2 separate regions of the Homo sapiens genome follow, and region 1 is linked to region 2. The links are chromatin loops, found by intact Hi-C in ENCODE. Cell type or tissue: dorsolateral prefrontal cortex. All regions are shown on one strand. Each heading gives the region's core, and the rest is flanking DNA. Links, peaks and the distances in the headings are about the cores only.

Evidence for each region. Peaks named below come from ENCODE experiments on the same cell type or tissue, not always from the same donor. Only the 100,000 strongest peaks of a DNase experiment are listed, where the experiment ranks them.
Region 1: it touches region 2 in a loop (2.5-fold over the local background); 3 of 110 quality-filtered maps call a loop at or near these places.

The regions. Positions count from the first base shown.
Region 1 is chr10:15,250,552-15,258,880 of GRCh38, forward strand. FAM171A1 (family with sequence similarity 171 member A1) reads right to left here. Exons shown (of 8, transcript NM_001010924.2): 4 at 4,170-4,328. Among named protein-coding and RNA genes, the nearest start is that of FAM171A1-AS1, 46 kb to the left of the region's middle. RefSeq lists an enhancer at 5,163-5,806. In dorsolateral prefrontal cortex, for the core only: a CTCF peak has its summit at 3,478 (motif pointing right); DNase peaks (open chromatin) are centred at 3,589 and 4,430; H3K4me3 peaks cover 3,507 bases; H3K27ac peaks cover 5,956 bases.
Region 2 is chr10:15,309,416-15,317,744 of GRCh38, forward strand. All of the region lies in intron 1 of FAM171A1 (family with sequence similarity 171 member A1), which reads right to left. Among named protein-coding and RNA genes, the nearest start is that of FAM171A1, 58 kb to the right of the region's middle. In dorsolateral prefrontal cortex, for the core only: no CTCF peak of the experiment used is centred there; DNase peaks (open chromatin) are centred at 3,816, 4,606 and 5,431; H3K4me3 peaks cover 1,335 bases; H3K27ac peaks cover 7,267 bases.

The DNA.
Region 1 (8,329 bases), core at 287-8,286, 59 kb before region 2:
GTTCAAGAACAGCTTGGGCAACATAGTGAAACCCCGTTTGCACAAAAAAATACAAAAAATTAGCTGGGCATGGTGGTGCATGCCTACAGTTCCAGCTACTCAGGAGGCTGATGTGGGAGGATCACTTGAGCCTGGGAAGTGAAGGCTGCAGTGAGCTATGATCACACCACTGCAATCCATCCTGGGTGACAGAGTGACACCCTGTCTCAAAACAAAACAAAACAAAAAAAGAGAAACTACAGAGACATTAAATAATTTACTAGACTGTATAAACAACTGAGAGATAATGTTTTCCATCAGGGAGTGCTGTTTTCTTTCATCAAACTCTAGTCAAGATGTCCAAGTACGTAGGTAGCAGGTACTTGGTAGATAGAGGAGAAAAGCCCTAGAAATGGTGTCTCCCTTCTCCTCCCTTGTCACCTTTCAACTCTCCCTTCCTGCACATTCCCAGCCCAGGAAGATGGAGTCCCAGTACCAGATCTGCCACTCACTGCCTATGTCACCTCTGAAAGTGACTTCATTCCTCTGGGGTCTGTTTTTCTTACCTTCAAAACTAAGGAGGGTAGACTAGATGCCTTCCTGCATCTATGGAAATAAGTACACTCAGCTTGAAACATTCAGAAGTAAGTAGAGCATTGCAGAAACGAGCATATTAATGGACAGCAATGTGCATTAGGTTCATGGGATTTCATGTCCCTTTAGTGTCCTCTAGCTGTCTTAAGACATTGTGGGGAATTATATCTGCCTTCTTGAGGCCTCTTTCCTCCCTCAGGGCTTCATTAAATGCCTGCTTCTCTATGCCTTCCCAATGACTCTCCCTCTATGTCCCCATGTTGTTTATTCTGCAACGATTTTTTTTTTTTTTTTTTTAGACAGAGTCTTGCTCTGTCACCCAGAGTGGAGTGCAATGGTGCAATCTTGGCTCACTGCAGCCTCTGCCTTCTCAGTTCAAGCAATTTTCCTGCCTCAGCCTCCTGAGTAGCTGGGACAACAGGCACACACCACCACTCCTTGCTAATTTTTTTTTCTTTGTTTTTGTATTTTTAGTAGAGATGAGGTTGGTCAGGCTGGTCTTGAACTCCTGACCTCCCTCCCAGTGATCCACCCGCCTCGGCCTCCCAAAGTGCTGGGATTACAGGTGTGAGCCATCGCGCCTGGCCTATTCTGCAACAATTCACATTTTGAAGGGCTAAACTATTTTCCTTCTCTTTGTTATGAAACTCCAATTTTACACAAAATACTGAGTTTTATATAGAAAGTGGTCATCCTTCCCGTTCCATCTGGATGTTGCCTGGCTCCCTTTAAGTCTGCACAAAGACAAGCAGGTGTCAGGCAAATGCAGCAGGATCGTGTTGCGGGGCAGAACACCACTGGCCCAAGCGAGGAGAGGAGCTGTATCACCTTGGGCCATCTACCTGGTCACTCGTCACGTGACAGGTTCTGCTCAGCTGACATCTAAGGTTCTGTTGGGCTCTGTATTCTACCAACTTTTTGGAATTGCAGGAAAAGTCTGCACCTGTCATTTTATTGACTCTTCTCTGTCTTCCTGGAGTTATTAGTGAAAGCAATTTTTGTAAAAACCCCTTGGGAACACCACGGAACATTCTGTGCTTTCTCAGCAGCTGGGGGAAGAGTGCGATGCTCTCCGGTGAGAGGAGGGGGCCCCCAAGAGCTAGAAAGAGAAGATGCTTCTCCACTTACTTACAACTCTGGATCCACCCTCTAAACCAAACAACACAACCTTCATGGTACCCCCAGAAAACAGCCTTTCGGAGCCCTTTCCAGTCTCTTCCGCAGCCTCTCTGTTTCCATCCACCTTCACTGAACTCTGGTTATGACGCTAGTCATTTTCTGCGTCTTCGGGAGATGAACTTGTGTCATCTTCCAAAGACACGTCTGGTCCAGGCGTGCTCTCTTTAGGCTGTGAGCTCTTAGATGCCTTTAGTAAAACAGGAGATGAGTGACTGTGGGCAAAAGACAAGCTGTGTGCAAACTGACCCCAGGGGCCGCCATGGAGCTGGTGAGTTACTGAGGTGTCTGTGCTCAAGGGAGCCCAGGTTCCAAGTCCCCGAGGGCGCGTGTGAATTCACTATGGGTGGATGCCTTCGCTGCTAGGTCTCCAAGAAAGCCTAGTCATTTCTAGGTCAAGTCATCCATTCTTTCCGTGGAAGAGAAATTTCATGTCACATTGCAAAGACCTCTCTTCCCTTTGAAATCACGGAATGATCTTAAAATAGGACAAACTCCTCTAAAATCAATAGTTCTGTGTCTTAGTGTTCGTTTTCCCCCATTTTCTCAGACTGCATAATTTATTCAAGAGCTACTGGAAGTGGGGCACAGAAAAATTTAATGAGTCCCGAGCACGGAGGCTGTCCCTCCAAGTTAGGGTTTTGTGGATCGTGCACCATTTTGTCCGGGAGGCTGGATGCTGGCTATGATATTTTAAAACTTTGTTTTTTTGTTTTTTTTTGAGACAGAGTTTAGATCTGTTGCTCAGGCTGGAGTGCAGTGGCACGATCTTGGCTCACTGCAACCTCCACCTTCTGGGTTCAAGCGATTCTCCTGCCTCAGCTTCCTGAGTAGCTAGAACTACAGGCACCTGCCACCACACCCAGCTAATTTTTGTATTTTTAGTAGACGCAGCATTTCATCATGTTGGCCAGGCTGGTCTCAAACTTCTGACCTCAAATGATCCACCCACCTCGGCCTCCCAAAGTGCTGGGATTACAGGCATGAGCCACCGCACCCAGCCTTAAACCACTTCTTCATGCTCCCCAAAACAAGACTTTTCTCCCAGACCGGCACATTTCAAGTAATAGTCAACATTTTTTTTTCCTAATAATGTTTACTTAAGATGACTGCTATGCCATCTTTCTGATGACCAAGTACTGACATATTTACTGACAAGTTAATCACATCCTCATCAGCACACAAAAATTAAAGAAGAAACGTTTTGGAAAACAGAGAGAAGAAAAATGAGTAACAAATCACCATGTTGCCTTTATGTATAACCAGAAACTTATTAATATGCTACAAAATGGATCAAATGTTTCAGGTTTAAAAGCTTTTTCAGAATAATCAGTTTATGTAAAGCACTGGAAAATTAAGTGAAATTCAAGCCAAGTATCCCTGGGAAATGCAGTGAGTTACTCTCCTAGCAGAATGCAACTCAGAACAGCCTTTGATTTAAAATTTTAATGCTGTGATTAGTTTAAAGTGTGGGGGAAAGGAAAGTGGGGTAGACAAGAAAATAATTCAGGACTCCAGAATCCTGACACCTCTTCCACCAGGAGGAGTGGGGACCATTCCAGTGCAAAGGGGTCCAGAGAATGGTGCAGTTGGACACAAACAGAGGTGGAAGGTACCCGTCTTGGGTCTTTCTCTGATAAGGAATTATCACTTATTTTCTGGTGGATGGCTTTTAGTTTCTCTGATCTTTTAGCTGTGGCATGCCAGAATAGTGGTACTGACCCAGCTGACTTAGAGACCTGCCAGGAGAGGGCGGATTCTAAAGCAAATTCAAAGCCTGGCCACTCTATGCCCAGTTGAGGACAGAGAGAGCAAGTGCAGAGAAAGAAACGATGTGGGAAAGAGCTGGGTGGACACAGATGGCAGAGGGCGGAGGCTCCCCATCCTAAGTGGTCCCCATGCCGGTGGGGCATGGAGCCAAGGTATGCCTGTCTCTGAGTTGGACCAAGCACCACCTCTTCCCCTCCTGGCTGCAGCATAGGTGGGTGGGGTGGTAAGTCTCTACCAGCCCCACCCACCCACAGGCTACCCTCTCAAATGGGGGCTCGTGGGACGAGGCAGAGGGCAGCTGGGCCAAAAACCCTAAGTCTAATCTTATACTTAAAAAAATTGCAATTTCAATAAGAATTTCTCTGAATTGAATATATTTAGTCCACCAAAGGAGAGCTCAGAGAAGGTGCTTAAGGCAACTGGTAACAGAAGAAAAGCTCAAGGAGACCAATGTGCTAACATGTAATTCTGCAGGGCTCGTACCGACGTAACACAGTTTCAAAGCACTTGAACTTGTACCAAGAATTCCCCTTCTGCACCTTCAGTGCCTTTCTCCCACATAGTGCTAAAACTCCCAATCATACCTAAAATCCACATGTAAAGACTAAAACACAGTAACTCCCACTGAAAAGAGAAAAGACTCCAATTACCTGTTCCATTTCCGTCTAATCCTCGCAAATAAGGAAAACTGTCCACCTCCGAAGGGGAGCTGGCGGCCGTGAGAAACGCGGTCAGGTCACTGTAGCTGGTGTTCTCAGGCAACCTCAGAGCCCTTCTCTGGAAATGAACGCGAGGCTGTGGCCGGGCACCTGCAGAGATTAACCTCCGAGTTATCTCCCCCAGGAGCAGTTTCTGTTTTTAGAAAATGCAAAACCAGGAAGTGCCTCTCTAAGGTTTCAGCACGCCTCCCCCACCCTGCTCCCTCTCACAAGGCCTCCCTTCCCCCATTCATGCAGGACACAGAGATGTGACAACATGCTATTATGGGGAGAGAAATAATAGCCCATTGTCACATTTGTTTTGACACAGGATGTTATTTAGGTTTTTAACAAAAAGCTTTTTCCAAGTTCCATGTGCAAGCAGTCTTGTCACTGCCCAGCATTTGCCTGTGGATCTGGGTAGCATTTTGGGAAACTCCATGTAAATGAAACAAGTAGATGACTATTAATCTCTTTACTCAAACAATGTAAGAGATACTCTTTGATACCGCTGCAAACCCGTCTTTAATCTCCCTGGAAAAATCTGGTTTAATGCCATGAACCAAATTGAAGGAGGGCAAGGGAATTAACAGTGCAACCTTGAAAAGAATTGCAAACAATACCCCAGCGGCAATGAATCTTCTCTTTCTGTGGGAGCTGCCATTTGTCATCATCCAGTCTATTCTGGAGGCGTGCTTCCTACTTGTGATGGATTATGTCACAGAATTTAGGATGAGACTTTTGAAATGATGCAAAATGATGCTTCTTCACCAAACTCAACTCCTTTGTGTAGGAGGACAGGTTGGGCTGACAGGCCCTAGACAGTTGGTTGTGCCGTCCTCTGCAGCTTAACTTTGCTCCAAATTTTCTTTTTCTTTTCTTCTTCTTTTTTTTTTTTGAGATGGAGTTTTGCTCTTGTCGCCCAGGCTGGAGTGCAGCGGTGTGATCTCAACTCCCTGCAACCTCTGCCTCCCGTTCAAGCGATTCCCCTGCCTCAGTCTCCCAAGTAGCTGGGATTACAGGTGCCCGCCACCACACCCAGCTAATTTTTGTATTTTTAGTAGAGGCAGGGTTTCACCATGTTGGCCAGGCTGGTCTTGAACTCCTGACCTCAGGTGATCCACCCGCCTCAGCCTCCCAAAGTGTTGGGATTACAGGTGTGAGCCACCGCGCCTGGCCCAGATGTTGTTTTGATCATAAAACCTGAACTGGTTTTTACCTAATGCTGCGGTGATATTCACCAGACGTAAAGGTGCTAGGTAATTTTGTGCAAACCTGGCAAAAGCATTGTTAAGAGAAAAACTGTAGATCCAACCCCAGGCTTGAGGCAGACCACATTCCACCTGTGCTTTGCTGAGGGTTCCTTCTCCCGGCCCCCTGCTGTCCTGCTTCAACAGCTCTGCACGGAGCTGGTGGGCTTTATCTCCACTCCAGGGTTCCTTTTAACTCTGGATCAAAGAACTTGTAAGGAGTGAAGAAGCCTGTCTAGACGTGTTCTAGAAAAAGGGAGTTTTAGAGCTCCAAGAATCCACTAGCCCAAGTCTCTCTTCTTAAAGGTGAAGTCACTGAGGTCCAAAGGACTTATGTCGGGGGCAGCCTGTCTTGGCTACACACTGCCTAACTGGCAGGGAGTCACAATGCTCCCTCTTCCTTTTAAAAACTAGCAGGTAGACTTCTCCAGGGGCTGGTTCTCCACTCTGTGAAATCCAGGCCCAGGTTTAGAGCCCAGCGAGCAGGTGCCCAAAATCATGAGAGTCCTATCTAACTCCGGTCATCTCTGCTGAAACTAAACAGACACAGACATTAGTCTAGCTCCAGACCATCGATTCCCCTTCTTCATCCCTAAAACAAACCCACAGCGACACACCAGCCTCTGGGGATCTGGGTATTTTAACATTATTGTATTCTTCTTAGTCTGGTCTTATTTTCCCTCGATGTTACAGAATACCGATGTCTTACTCCTGCCACCTCCTTGGTCTGTGGAGAGTTCAAATTCCTCGGGGGTCCCACAAACGCTCTGTGTCCTGCCAGGGGCAGTCTGTTTCTCATCCCTTCTCCCCCTTGCCCACACACATGGCGCACAGCTTGCTTTTCTTCTCCCTTTCCACGCTGCCCTCCAGGATGGAAGGTCAAAGCCAGCATTCTTTCTCATCTCCTCACTCCGGATGATATAACAACATTCATTGCTTCTGGTATTTTTTTCAATGATCAGGAAATATATGTTATCTACTGGTTTTCCGGCTAAATAATGCTGCTGATAGTATTCAATGAACAAGCCCCTGTGTAGAAGCCTGGGTCTCACATGGTGGAAAAGTAAAGCACTCTGCTAATAGGAAGAGAACAAGAATGGTGAGTCTACATGTGATGGAGCAAAGAGGGAGCCTGTCCTCATGAGGGTCCGGGCAGAGGCAGAAGCTGGGTTGGTGATCCCAGAGCAGGGAAGGAAAAGTGCACCCCTCCAGGCCTTAGGAGGAGCCCCTGTGAGATGGGCTGGCAGAGACCTGTGTGAGGGCAGTGGGGCACAGAAACCTTCTCCGACTGGACTGAGGGTTGCTGAAAGACAAGGGGGAGCCGGGGAATGGGCCCAGGATACGCAGCCTAGCCAGGACTTACGGGGACTGGCCTGGGACCCAGAGAACCAGAAACCCAGGCTGCTCTCCCCAGCTCTCAGGGCCCTGGTGTCTCCCCCTGATCCTCTGCTTCTCGTGCCTTCTCGAGCAGATCAAGTGTTACATGCATTTGGGTGGGCAACACATCTCTCTCCCCACTTGTGCAGGAGAATTTGGTCCCTGGCCAGACATCCAGGGTCTATCTGCTGGGGCTGGGGGCTGGGGGTATGTAGCAGGCTATGTGGGGGCAGATCCTCATGGAAAGGATATGGCCGGTGCAGCTTATCTGACACACCCTGGGACTGGCACGACACGGGTACCATCCATGAGGGACTAAACACCCCACCACAAAGCACAGGCAACACCTATGGTGATGAAAATGACTGAAGCAGCACGTGAGGAATTTAAGGGTGCAAGCTATTCTGAGCCACAGCACAAATAAAATCGAAAGATGGTATGCATGGGGTTGGGGGAGCGGTTATATTCTTAAGCCTGCCTCCGTGTACTAAAGCCGCTAAATAGTTCCACACTACAGAAAGGAATATGATTGGGAGGGGGTGGCAGGGTAGGCAGTGGATAAGCCTGTAGGGCTCCATCCCCATCCCCAAAATACTCAGACCCTGCTCTCCTGAAAATACGGGGGTCCCCGCTTCCTCTCGCTGCATTTCTTTCTTTTCTCTTTTTCTTTTTCTTTTTTTTCTCAGAGAGAGTCTTGCTCTGTTGCCCAGGCTGGAGTGCAGTGGCGTGATCTCGGCTTACTGCAACCTCTGCCTCCTGGGTTCAAGCAATTCTCCTGCCTCAGCCTCCCAAGTAGCTGCGATTACAAGTGCCCACCACCACACCTGGCTAATTTTTGTATTTTTAGTAGATATGAGGTTTCATCACATTGGCCAGGCTGGTCTCGATCTCCTGACCTCAGGTGATCCGCCTGCCTCAGCCTCCCAACTCTCTGCTTTCAAAAATCTGTTCTTCCCTCTTCTCTTCTGCCCCTAACCACCTCCAAGGTCAATCCAAGCCTCTAATTTAACTTTTGCTTATTCATTGTAAGACTTGGCTCAACCACCTGTTTTTGCCTTCGTCAGCAATCTCTTTCTCTATAGGCTTTTCCTCCCCAACCAACAAAAATACTCATTTTTTCCCCAGTCTAGAACAATAACAAGCAAACATTACTCTAACTCTGTTATCCCCATAAGCGAATGCCTTCTGTCCTTCCACCAAGCTCCAGTGATGTGGCTTCTACCCACAATGCATGCTGCCCTTGGAGACGTCGACTGTGTGATCCGCAAACCCCATGACCACAGCTCAGCCTCCATCCTCGTCGACCTCTTCACAATGGTTGACACTGTTTGCCCCTCCTGCCCACAATCCCCTTCCTCCTTGGGATTCATGGTCCTGCACTCTGGTTCTCTCCAGTGTCTGCCTGCTGTTTCCTTTGCAAGTCCTTCCTTTCTTGTCCTACCTCTGGATGAAACAGCTCCCAGAGGGCTACCACCCATCGCCTGT
Region 2 (8,329 bases), core at 302-8,301:
CAGGCTGGTCTTGAACTCCTGGTCTCACGCAATCCTCCCGCCTTGGCGTCCCAGTGTTGGGATTACAAGCGTAAGCCACTGTGCCTGGGCAAGTTTATCTTATTTTTCTAATGCACATATTTACTGAAATAACCAATGAGCTGAACACTGGCTCACAACTCATGATTTAAAAGCTATGTAAAGCAAACCACAGCATTCAAAGTCTTGGCCGACAATTGCCCATATTTAAAATGAAATACTCAATAGCATGTGAACTTGAATCTACAAACAAAACAAAGTATTTGGAGGGGAAGAAGCTAATCCCACCTAACTTCTAAAGACTTTCCTCAGGACTTGCAGGAAATCTGCATTTTCTATGCCTTCTTTTCTCCAATGTGAAAAACAAATGAATTAAAATTGCAGGTAATATTTACCTGTGCTGCTAATATTTAAACACAGCAAACTTTCAGTGATCATTAAATTATTTTTGCTTAGTGACTGGGTAAATGTTCAGTTAGGAGGAAAGAACACAAAAGATATGTTTAATTTCTAACCTCTAATCTCTAACGTTTGTAGTCTCTGGTATTTTTGTTGAGCAACAAATACAAGTTGTCTTTGGGTGTAGGACGCACTAGCCTAAAACTAAAAAAGTTGGGCTTAAGAATCCGATGATACTTGATAGTCAAATTTTCTTTCTGGCCTTCAAAAACCAAATATATAAAAGAATGGCCAGTTTCCAGTTTCTGTTGCAATGCCTGTGTGGGGGCAGGTGCAGACTGGGGGAAAGTGTTTGGTGAGCAGGAATTTGGTGGGTAAGAGGAACGAAAAATTTTTTAAAATCCCTAAACAGCATCTTTTTTATGTATGGGATAATCTAGTTTCCAATAAATCATCACACGGTTTCTCTTATTTGATCTTAATGTTGTGACACAGGTTAGAGCAGGTAATACCCTTGGGTTGTTGTAAAGGAAAGGGTGACCTAAGAAGGTTAAACATGTCCTACAAATGGCAGAGCTGAGATGCAAACTGGTCTGGTCTTGTGACCCACTGCCTTGAATGCAGAGTACCGTGACCAACCTGGCCCCTCTCCCACAGCCTAACCTGTTCTGCAACCCAATACCAAATGTTCTCTCCAACTGACCCGTCTTTAAAACGAAAACTCCTTCTAGTATAAAGACCCATTGGGGCTGGGCATGGTGGCTCACACTTGTAATCTCAGCACTTTGCGAGGCCAAGGCAGGAGGATCACTTGAGGTCTGGAGTTCGAGACCAGCCTGGCCAACATGGTGAAACCCCGTCTACTACAAATACAAAAAAATTAGCCAGGCGTGGTGGCGCGTGCCTGTAGTCCCAGCTACTCAGGGGTTGAGGCAGGAGAACCGTTTGAACCAGGAAGGCAGAAGTCGCAGTGCATGACAGAGCGAGACTCTGTCTTAAAAAAAAAAAAGACCCATTGGGTTTAAGCCTGAAGCCTCCAGAGGGTCTCCTTCCCTTTCCATCTCTCTGTACCTGGAAGGCAGCTCTGTGGCAGGATGGACCCCAAGCACGTGGGTCTTGGAGCAGGGCTGGGAAGACAGAGCCCTCCAGGAGGGGCTGAGTCCAGGCCAGCATGAGATACAGGGGACCTAGGGCTGCTGGAAGGATGGGCTGCTGGGGCGTATCTCTGTTCCAAGCCTTATCCCTGCTCTTCATGCAGTTACAGCCTGATAGGCCCACCCACAGGCTACTGCCCCCTGTTCCTCAAACAATACACATTTACAGTTGTTGCCTTTAAAAAGAAAAAACAGGCCACTTATTTTACACTCAGGGTCTAAGCATTTCTGTTTGCAGAGACTGGGCAGGCTTCTGTATCTTTACAAGCACATGCTTTCTGCAGCATGGGTATATTCTCAATGTATTTGTTGCAGGATTGTCTATTTTTGCATTTGACATTTCAATGACTTAGAGGGGGAGGAAGAAGATTGGAGAAAAAAATTAAGCCTATATTCCCTTTTAGTTATTTTTGACCCACTTGCTGCAAAAATAGGGAATGGCACTGGAAGGCTCCACTCTGTAGGAAGTAACCTTCGCCTTCCCTGGGTAAATGCTTTTGTTTCCTCCTTCAAACAGATTGCATTGCTCTCCTGGCATTAAAAATGAGAAATAAATTTAGCTTCATCTCCATATATCCTGGGATTCCCCTTAAATAAGCTCTAAAGCATTCTTCTGGGTGGCTTAGTATGAAATGCAGTCCCTGGTTTCTTCCCGCCCCACAGCCCCCTAGTAAGCCGCCCCACCCCACCTGGGAGGCATAGAGTAGGAGGTGATTGCTCTCAAGATAAAGAAGGCGGCATCACGTTTTCCCCCTGGAAGAACAGAAGCACCTGAGGTCCAGGAGAGTAAAGGAGAATTCTCCTCTGCCTAGCCTTTTCTGTGCATGTGACAGGGTATTTTCTCTCATTCACAGTCAATATGGCTTTGATAACAGCTCCAAGAAAAATGATGCCTAGACAGTGCTAGTCCAAGGTGCCAGTGAAACTGAAGGCCTCATCCTACATGTGAATGTTCCTCACGTACATTACGTGATTATTTACTGTTACAGTGAGGTATGTGAGATCAGCCCCATTTTTAAAGACAAGGAAGCTGACTCGGAGAAGGTGAGTGACCTGCCCAGGGCACACAGCTGCCACCCAGCAGAGCTGAGATTCAAGCGTGCATCTTCTAAATCTCGTGCACTTCCTATTATACCAAAGCTGCCTCCCATTCAAGTTCCAGGCATGGCCTTTTGAATCGGACCAGATCGGGTCATCGAAAGAGAGGATCAAAAGCCCCCTGCTTATAAAAGTGAGCTTGAAAGAAGAATAGGAAAGAAAATATGCTTCATAAACAAAGCAGCAAGGTTAGAAATGGAGAGACGCTCACTCCAACTGTCACTCTAAGTCTAAAGCCCTGTTGCTTACTCGCTGCTGAACTCCAAAAGGAGTCTGCTGCTATGGTGGGGAGCTTTCGAATATTTTTAAAGCCTCTGAACCCTTTAAAGATAAAATGCTATGCTGACACTAAGTAAAATTAGAGCTTGCTCTGGTTAAAGCCAGTGGGGCAACACTGGGGGTATGCACGAGTCTCGGGGGGCTCCACCTTCTCAGGGACCCTCTCCTGTCCCTCCATACCCCCAGGGCTGTGCAGCTCAGATTGTGGCTCACAGAGGTGCCCGGCTGCAAACTGAACTGTTTGTTACTCTTTTTAAAAATCTGTCACCGGAATGTAAATCAACTACTGGAATGAGTTCAGCACTGTGTGTTTTTTTTTTTTTTTTTTTTTTTTTTTTTTTTTTTTTTTTTGAGACGATATTTTGCTCTTGTTGCCCAGGCTGGAGTGCAGTGGTGCAATCTCGGCTCACTGCAAACTCCGCCTCCGAGGTCTAAGCGATTCTCCTGCCTCAGCCTCCTGAGTAGCTGGGATTACAGGCCCACCACCACGCCCGGTTAATTTTTGTATTTTTAGTAGAGATGGGTTTCACAATGTTGGCCTGGCTGGTCTCGAACTCCTGACCTCAGGTGATCCACCCTCCTCGGCCTCCCAAAGTGCTGGGATTACAGGGGTGAGCCACCGTGCCCGGCCTTGCACTTTTTTATTCTCTACTTTTGAGCGAGATGTTCTTGATGAAGCAAGCAGACCCCTGATTTCCATTCTGGCCTGGGCTCTGCATCTCCCTGTGTGCCAGGAACAAAGCACTGGCCCAGAAACCAGCTCCAGAGACACGTAGAGTCCCAGGGCACTGGATGGGAGCACGGTTCCTCCTCCGTGGAAACACACTGGGAATTCCTACTCTGACCCACTGCTTTGCAGCAGTAAACCTCCTGTTCCAGGACCCAGCAGCCTCAGGAGGAAAAACTCCAGCACTGGTGGCTGAAATGCTTTCAGGGTTTGCCACTCACTTTCCAGCCCTGGGCAGCCAGCCCATTCCATGCCTGTGTGGTTCTGGATATTAGAAAATCCTTTCTTTCCTTGAGCTAAAATTTTCCCTCTTGGAACTTCTCTGTCCTCGTGGTCTTAACTCTGGCACCAAGGGTCCAAGATTAACACTTAATCTTCCTCCTAAAGAACCAGCCTAGAAAGAAATTGAAGATGAAAATATATAAACCGTGGACTGCCTTTAAAGAGATACTGTAACAAGTCAGCTTTCTTACAATAAAGGAACTGACCACTTAGAAAATGCAGGAGAGTTCTGAGTACCGGTAGGTTTGTAACTCGTGAGTTTTTGCAGATTTCCAAGTCTTTCATAAGAAATCACATCCAAACGCCAAGGAAAATGAAGGTGCATACATAAACATCCCGAGGGTGAAGGAAAACAGCTTCCCACGGTGAATAATGCCATTCACGGTTCACATTGTCATCCTTAATTTGGAAGAAATAAAATATGTTTAATGGAAACTGCTTTAAGGTTTGCAAGAGTGTGTGATCAGAGAAAAGCAAGCCTCCACCTTCCCCAACCGAGGGTTGATCTGTTTCCTGCCAGGACAGAAGAGAACTTTGTGTGAATCCACACGCTCTGTACAAGGCAGAATCACTCCCCACTTCCTCGATCTGCATAGTGCAAGGCAACGACGGGATCTGGCCTCTCCTCCTGTTATCTTTCCTGAAGCCTTTTCTGTGTCGCTGGCAGATATTTCCTGTTGACACTGTGCCTCCCCAATCAGTTTCCACTGCCAGAACCCCATAATGTGAAGCGTGACACGCCAAGCGTCTGGTCATGCGGTATCTGGTAGGATAAACCGTCACCCTACAACTGGGGAAGGATTTCAAAACAGGAGGCACGTCGTGTGTTATTATAACAAAGGGCTGAATGCACATCACCATTGCCACTGAGATCTTAACATTCCTAGCAAAAAAGAAAAAAAAAAGAAAGAAATCTCCATGTGGCATGTTTTAGAGCTCTTATTTAAGTGGACTGACCAAATATCCAATTCTCAAACACAGTAGACCCCAGGCACTTGCAGAGTTTAACTTTGGCTGTTTTATCTATTTCTATGTCTTTTTGAGGCTGGCCATACGGGGAAGACTGTCATTTGCCTAGGGTGTGAATCAAGTCCATTGTATAAGGAACATGGGTTACCGGGTCCATCTGGCCAACTGTCCAATACCCCTGGCTTGACCTAAAATTGGGACCGAGGTGTTCTCGTTGAAGCAATCAGACCTGATTTCCATTTTGGCCTGGGCTCTGCATTTCCCTGTGTGACAGGAACAAATAATGGAATGCTGCAGTTTTCTGCATCCTATTATTTCGGGGGAAAGAGTTCAAGGGCCCCAGCACTCTTCTGCTTTGCTGGTGCAGATCAAGGCATTTCATCCCAACTCCAAAGACGCCAACCACGAAATGGCACAGGTTCCTGGCGTGCCCAGGTGGGAAGTTGGGGAGTATCCGCTGCCACATTCCTGTCACTTCTCACGAGCCCAGGAATGACTTCCAAGCCAGCACCCCTGCCACCTCGGCCTGGCCTGCAGCCGCGGGGAGGAGGCTGGTTGGCGCTGTCTGGGCCCTGTCTCTCCGGTTCCTCCGGGATGGGTGGCTGAGTTTCAGCTGAGCCTAGCCTTTCCTCATATCAGAATGGTACGATCTCAGACTCCAGTTTGGAATTCGAGAAGAGGTCACCCTCAGGCCTTTTTATTATTTTTTAAAACCAACCTGGTTGAGGTATAATTTAGATATAATAAAGTCCATCCATTTTAATGAAGTGTACAGTTTAATGAAGTTGGACACACGTATACACCTGTGTAATTCCTACCACAATGAGGACAGACAGACAACATTTCCGCCTGTCCTTGGATCCATCTAATATAGGAAGGCAGAGAGTGGTTCCACTCTGGAGCCAAGCTGCTCTGTCATGTCCTGGCTGTGATGGGCGCAAGCTGTCTCATCTTCCTTTGTCTCGGTTTCTCCCATCTGCAAAACGGGTCAAGTATTAACATCGAAAACACCGTACTTTGAGTGTTAGTTGTGTGGTTTGATATGTGTAGAACATTCACATCTGTGCAGGCCCGTGGCTAGCCTTTCACGGTGTGGGCTTTGTTATCATCACTATTATTATGAGAAATGGCTAAGCTTCCTTCTCAATGACAATGTCTCTACTGCAGAGCGTGCCTGTGACAGCACCCTGGAGAAATCACCTTTTAATACCACATTATCCCCTTATTCTAACAGACTTAGCACTTGTATCTGGGCAAATATTTGTTCACAAAGGTCTCAGCAAATCTCTTCAACCCAAAGAATTTACTCTATTCTCACTAATCGAGATCACAGAGACCTTGATCATGCTAGAAAGCCATCGCCTTACCTCCCTGGGATTCACCTGGTGTCCCCCCAACTCCCTAGTCCCAAGCTCAGGCCTTAAGAAGCTCTGATGTCCTTTTTATTGGAGACAAGGAGCGGCTGGAGAGGTGTTTGATTTTTACCTCTTTCCCCTTGCCCTCGCCCCCTGACTATCAATATAAGGTAGAAAATACAGAAAAAATATAAAGAAACAGAAAGAAAAATATAATCCCACATACACAACCCCAGCTCCCAGAAGCCACTAAACCTAACATCTTAGTATATTTCCCCCAGGTGTGTTTTTTTCTGCAATTTTTCTTTACACAGCAGGAAGGTTATGTTACATGTACATTTTTACAGTTTTAACTTCACTTTAGCACATAATTATTTTCCTTCGTCACTAAACCTCACGTTACGGATAACTTACCCTTTCATCTTACAGATAGGTCATATAATTATTCCTTATTTTGAACTCACAGGTTGTTTCTAGGTTTTCATTACTCTAAGTTTACAACAAGCACCCTTGTGCACGATGGTTTATCTTATTTGAATGACTGGGATTTCTGGGTTTGCTGAGCAGCTGTATTTTCTGTTTAGAGTGTCAGGCTGCCTCTGGAATGCTTGAGAAGCACCAGGGGTGGTGCCCCAGGAGGGCAGCGCGTGGCCTCCTTCCCTCACCAGGCCATTCCTGCTGCGTGTGTTTGTTCTGGGGCGTCCCGCAAGGTAAAGTCAACAACTGTCAGGTGACGGGCTTCGTGAGACCCTGCTTGTAGGAGAGCATTCCTCGGGGTGAGTCCATGTGTCTGGCTACCCTGGTTCTAAGAAACCATTCCAGTCTGCAGGCTCCAGACCTTCCAAGATGCTGACTTAGTGATGATAGAATGGACAGGACACCTCCAACCAATAACTTTTGTGCTTGCCTTTCAATAAGCAGGGAAGCCCAGGTGGAATCCCAGAAAGCAGCTGTTTCTGATCTCAAAGGTGAGATGCCAGGTTCTTACCTGACTGGCAGAAATCCAAACGTTGGATAATTTACTGTGTTGGCATAACTATGGCAAAACAGGCATTCAACGTTCACTCCCGGTAGGAATACAAGTGTGAATGGCCCCTCCGCAGGGATATCTGGCAACAACCATCACCAAAGTCTCCAACGCACATGTGCTTTGACAAGCAGTTTTACTTTAAAAGATTTATTCCAAGACAGACTCACGCATTCTCCAGCACAATGTAAAAGAGAAGACAGTTCTGCCCATCTGCAGCCCCACAGTGGGTCCGGGTGATGCAAGGACTGAAGAGTTCACCAGCACTGGAGCTGCCCCTGCTCTGTCTAGCAGGAGAGCTCCCAGACAGATCTCCTCTGGGAGAAAAAAAAAAAAAATCACAAGGTGGCAACAGTTGTATAGGAAAAAAATATAGGCCTTTCCCAGTCACGGAAACAGGACACAGGGAGGGGCCACCAGACAAAGAAAAGAGATGCAGAAAGAAAGGCGTATGTTGGGAGTGGGATGTGCAGACACTGAGGAAAGGCAAGGCCAGGAAGTCATGACGGGAGAGAGACAGGGGTCGCATTCAGCTTTAGAAACTTGAATGCCACAGATAAGGGCTGGGTTTATCCTGCAGGCCAGGGGTCACTAACACGAAGCATAAAACTACTTATAAACAGTGCTATCTAAAAATGAAGTCTGGTTGCGCTCATATTTTATTTTTTTTAATTTTAATTTTATTTATTCAAGATGGAGACTTGCTCTGTTGCCCAGACTGGAGTGTAGTGGTACGATCTCAGCTTCTACGACCTCCACTTCCCAGGTTCAAGCGACTCTCCTGCCTCAGCCTCCCTACTAGCTGGGATTACAGGCATGCGCCACCACGCCTGGCTAATTTTTGTATGTTTAGTAGAGACGTGGTTTCACCATATTGGCCAGGCTGGTCTCAAACTCCTGACCTTGTGATCTGCCTGCCTCAGCCTCCCAAAATGCTGGGATTACAGGCGTGAGCCACCATGCCCAGCCTGCACTGATATTTTATACAGATACATCTGGCATCATGTAATTCATAAATATA